2 separate regions of the Homo sapiens genome follow, and region 1 is linked to region 2. The links are chromatin loops, found by intact Hi-C in ENCODE. Cell type or tissue: heart right ventricle. All regions are shown on one strand. Region 1 overlaps LOC100506472 (a long non-coding RNA gene). Region 2 has its middle 8.6 kb from the start of MIEF1.

Evidence for each region. Peaks named below come from ENCODE experiments on the same cell type or tissue, not always from the same donor. Only the 100,000 strongest peaks of a DNase experiment are listed, where the experiment ranks them.
Region 1: it touches region 2 in a loop (2.7-fold over the local background); 13 of 110 quality-filtered maps call a loop at or near these places.

The regions. Positions count from the first base shown.
Region 1 is chr22:39,436,186-39,438,685 of GRCh38, forward strand. It overlaps LOC100506472 (a long non-coding RNA gene), which reads left to right. Exons shown (of 4, transcript NR_040535.1): 4 at 1-943. It also overlaps a transcript of TAB1 not described here. Among named protein-coding and RNA genes, the nearest start is that of MGAT3, 20 kb to the right of the region's middle. In heart right ventricle, a CTCF peak has its summit at 1,195 (motif pointing right); a DNase peak (open chromatin) is centred at 1,206; H3K4me3 peaks cover 683 bases; H3K27ac peaks cover 621 bases; H3K27me3 peaks cover 63 bases.
Region 2 is chr22:39,492,490-39,494,989 of GRCh38, forward strand. No RefSeq gene overlaps it. Among named protein-coding and RNA genes, the nearest start is that of MIEF1, 8.6 kb to the right of the region's middle. In heart right ventricle, CTCF peaks have their summits at 1,028 (motif pointing right) and 1,227; no DNase peak of the experiment used is centred here.

The DNA.
Region 1 (2,500 bases), 56 kb before region 2:
AGGAGGCTGAGGCAGGAGAATCACTTGCACCCTGGAGGCGGAGGTTGCAGTGAGTGGAGATTGTGCCACTATACTCCAGCCTGGGCAACAGAGCGAGACTCCGTCTCAAAAAAAAGAAAAAAAAAAAGGAGTTCTAACTACGTTCCAGGTATGTAGCTGACGTGTAATATCTCATTTAACCTGGCAAAGAGTTGGTATCCGTGGCCTCAGAGAGGTTTAGAAAGTTGCCCAAGATCACACAGGAGCAAAGATTTAAACTCTGGACTTTTCTTCATGTGTCATGAAGTTTCCTCCTGATTTTCAGAGACCCTTCCAGGCCTGCAAGCGATTTGACAGCCATCCCTCAGTGCCAACTAAACCTCCTGGGCAGCCTGACCCCAGGGTAGGAAGGAAGCGCCTACACCAAGGGGCCCTCTGGGAGCTGAGATCATCCTGGGGTTTTGTCGCCTGGTCTGACTTGTGCACTGGGATCTTCTCGTGCCAGGCCAGGCCCCGCCCCCTCCCCGGGACTGGGCAGACCCCCTCCCTCATGCATCTGTGTCCACTGAGGCTTCCCTCACCTAGAATGGCCCATCCTTCAGGACCCAGCTCACTCTCATCTTCTTTCCAGGGACTTATCCCCCAAGGCTGTCCTCTGTTCTGGTGAGCTCAGGGCTCTTGGAACTTGGTCTGCAGTGACTCTGGGGTTCCTGGTTAGGACCCATGTTCTCTAGGTCCCAGCACCCTGCACGGGGCAGTGTTTGTGACACTGGGCCCAGCTATTCTGAGAGAAGGACTCCAACCTTCCATCAGGTGTGGCCCGAGATGTGGGTGGCCCTGGGCATGGGGCATGGATGCATTGTGACTTTCATGGGCCTCTTCTGCAAAAAAAAAATTAAAATTATACTTTATGACTATTGGTAGAAAGATAAATATATTAATACATTAAAATTTCTCTTTGAGTAAAAGTTCATTTTCTTCTGTTTTAAAGGTAAAATATTTCCACAGCCCCCTGAAAGGATGGTGGGCCCAAGGGTTCATGCCTGCTGCACCTCATCAGGAGGGTGGCTGTGAGTCGGGGGGACCAGCGGGGCCTAAATCAGCCTCTTCAGTGCGGTGGCCTGCAGCTAACGTCCCCATCCCAGCCTTCCTGAACTTTCAACCACCCTGGGGCCTCAGACCCAGGAATAAGATTCGAGAACCGGTAGGGGGAGCTGAGGTGGGAGAATCGCTTGAGCCTGGGAGGCGGAGCTGCAGTGAGCCGAGATCGTGCCACTGCACTCCAGCCTGGGTGACAGAGTGAGACCCTGTCTCCAAAAATCCAAGAAACTTTCAAGAACAGGTGGAAAGAAATCCGGAGATGACAGAGAGGGATGTCCCCTCCCACTCTGCTCCTTTCCTCCGAGCCTTTGCCATGGCTGTGTTGGCTTCCTGGTGTGCCCTCCCTTTACCTCTAGCCAGCAACAAAGCCTGCCGGGCACCAGGCACCAGGTGTGCCGCCAAGTAGGGGCTGAGGCTGGCAGGGTGGGGAGAGGGGAGGCCGTCAGAAAGTCTCTGTTAATACTCCGGCCCTGCAGGGGCTCAGTCTCTGCGGAAGATAAAACTACACCTGGAAGTCTGGCCAAAACGGCCAGAATGGGCCCTGAGACCCAGGCCAAGGGGAGACCCCTTCTGTCTGATGAGTTCCGGAACCTTCCCAGAGCAGGTGGGCTCTGCACCGGGCCCTGGAATGCTCCTGAGGGGTCTGGGCTTCCTGGGACTGACTGCCAGGCTCCTCCTGTGCTGGCAGCTTTGCTAAAGATGACGGGCTAAACACATTCGTCCACTTTCCCTCCCTTCTCAAACCCCCTTAAAACAACAGGGAGGGATTTCTCCCTCCCTCTGCTCCCGCCATCCATCCCTCCCTCCCTTCCTTCTTCGTTCCCTCCATTCCTCCTTCCCCCTTCCCTCCCTCCTCACTCCCTCCCTTCCTCCCTTCCCCCTTCCCTCCCTTCCTTCCTCCTTCCCTCCATCCCTTCCTCCTTTCCTCCCTCCCTTCCCACTCCCTCCTTCCTTCCCTTCTCCCTCCCTCCCTTCCTCCTTCCTTCCCTCCCTTCTCCCTCCCTCCCTCCCTTCTTTCCTCCTTCTTTCCCTCCCTCCTTCCCTCCCTCTCCCCTCCTCCCTCCCTCCCTTCCTTCCTTCCAGGTATAAACCCACAAGGTTGTAGCAATCAGGAGACAACATCCACACAGGTTTTGAAGCTGAAAAGTCGATGTAGAGTGGCAACTGACTTAAGGGACACAGAAGTTACATCCCAGGTGTGTGATGGCAGCTGAATACCAGTGTGGTTTACCCTGAAGAACCACCGAAAGCTCAGCGTGAGCCAGCAGTCCCAGGTGGGGGCAAAATGAGGCGCAGTCAGGTCCCCCGGTCTCCCACCCAGAATGGCCAGGCAGTCCCGTCCTCCGCTCACCAGAGTCCACCCAGAGATAGCGGCACTGCCACAGCACTGGAAGCAGAGCAGTCGGGTGCTTCTGGGCAC
Region 2 (2,500 bases):
GGTGGGCAGGGACCCTTTTGGGGATCTGGATGAAGGCTTTGGTGCCTCTGCAGAGAGGGGGTGGTTCTACAATTCTGCTCTGGGGCATCAAAATAAGTGCTCCTGCCTCAGTAGTTTTTCCTGTCAGGTTCTAAATGCCTCATCCAAGGTCACAGCCTTGTAGATTCTGGACCTGGACTCTCAGCACCGGACTCTCTGGACTCCCAGGAGCAGGTATCTCCCTCCCATGTAGCCAACCTTGAACTTGTGCTTGGACAGCACCTGGAGCCTTGGGATGTCAGGGCTTCCAAGGAGCTTCCTCTGGGCCGGGTGGGCACTGGAGTTGTCCTGGGGGTCCCCTGTGTGTGTCCTAAAGACAGTCTCAGGCGGTGGGAACAGACACTTTTTTTTTTTTTTGAGACAGAGTCTCACTCTGTTGCCCAGGCTAGAGCGCAGTGGCGCGATCTCAGCTCCTGCAATCTCCACCTCCTGGGTTCAAGCGATTCTCCTGTCTCCAAGCGATTCTCCTGTGTCAGCCTCCTGAGTAGCTGGGATTACAGGCATGTGCCACCAGGCCTGGCTAATTTCTCTATGTTTAGTAGAGACGGGGTTTCACCATGTTGGTCAGGCTGGTCTCGAACTCCTGACCTCGTGATCCGCCCACCTCAGCCTCCCAGAGTGCTGGGATTACAGGCGTGAGCCACCGCGCCCGGCTGAACAGACACCTTTTGAGCTCTGCCATGGTCCCCTGTTGGGTGGCTGTGCAACCTCCATGTTAGATGGAGAGACGGAGGCCCAGAGATGGAAGGAGGTGTGACCACAGTCCTGGTGGCCAAAGCAAGGGCTCATGTTTTCTGACCACTCGCAAAGTGTCACGCATGCATCAGTCTGACACCTGCGGGCTGGGACTGCTTGGACTTCTGGCCACACTCACAAAGCCCAGAAAGGTACCTGCTGCAGGTACTTGGAGTGGGGATGGGGTGAGGGTTGAATTCCACAGGGTTGAGGAAGTGGAGAAGATGTAGACACCCTACCTAGCCAGAAGAGGGCATTATTGACCCACATGCCGTTTAAGATCAAGTTAACAACCCTCAAATCATGTCCTATGGTGAATCATCATCATCATCATCATCATCATCATCATCATCAGTATTTACAGACATTATTGATTAAGTGCCTATTTTGTGCCAAACTCTGAGCTAAAAGACATCCCTCCCCATTATACCCATTTTCCACGTCTGTAAAAGGACCCCACAGCACCTGTGAAGTCTGCTGCTAAAAATGAACCACCTGGATCGAATCCCAAGGAAACAGTACACAAACCGGAACTGAGAGACAATCTGCAACAGACTAGCTTCTCTCATATGAATGCATTTCTTGCAATTCTGTTTATCTGAAGTGTTTGCAGAAAAGCCCAACCCCGCATCAGTTTCACCAACCACTTTCCAAATTCCTATCCTGGAATTTGGATGGCCAAGAGCTTCTAGAGGCAAAACATCAACAGTGACTCAAATGTTTGTCATGGTGGCCTCCACATGTAGCCTGGTTTTCCCACTCATCCCAGCTGACCAACGTGTGTGAGCCCAGCTGAGACCAGAAAAACTGCCTAGTCAAGTCCAGCCTAAATACTGATCCAGTCTCATGAGCCCAATTGCTGCTAAGTTTCTTGGTTTCTTACACAGCTTAATTGTGGCCATAGATAACTGGTACAGTTTGCTTTCATTTAATGACAACCTAAACTAGTGAGGCAAACTAGAAAAACCAACCCAAACCAGTGAGGCAGGCAAGGAATTTACTGGTTTACTAATGGTAAAGTTCAGGGGTAATGTCGGCTTCGGGTACAGTCACATTGTCATCCAGCTCTCTTGTGGCTGAGCACAGCTCCACTTCCTAACTTGCATTGTCCCAAGTCTCAGACAGGTTTACCCCTCATGCCTGCAAGACGGCTGCAGCAGCTTCAGGCTTCACCATCTCAGCTTTACGCTCAGCACAACAGAAATAGAGCTCCTCTCTCTCAGAGTCCTGGGTGTGGATCTCACTGACTTGATTTAGGTCACGTGAATATCCCTGAATGCATCAGTGAGACTGGAGGGGCTTGGGATGGAATCTGCCAATTCACGTAGATCAATCAGAGCCCTGTGTCTACTGGCTGAGGAAAAGGGAAGGTGGTTCTCCAAAAGAAATCTGGGGCCCAGATGGTACCTTTGGCACAGCCTCAGCTGCCTCCAACAGGCCTTTCACCAGCCACCAGCCCTTGGTCACCTCCCTCTCCTGGGTCCTCATCTGTAACACAGGACCGTCATAGGACAGACCTCCAGCGGTGATTGTGAGGATGCTCAGAGCTTGGAGCAGAGCCTGGAGCATGGTGAGAGCTCCATGAGCGTGAGCACTCAGCATCGTGGCCCCATTTGCACCTTCCATCTCCTTGCATGTGATGCGTGGGTCATGCCTCCTTTCCTGGGTCTGCTTCCCTTAGCCTCTGTGACTCATCTGTCTCGTGGCTCTCCTCTTCCTCCTCCCT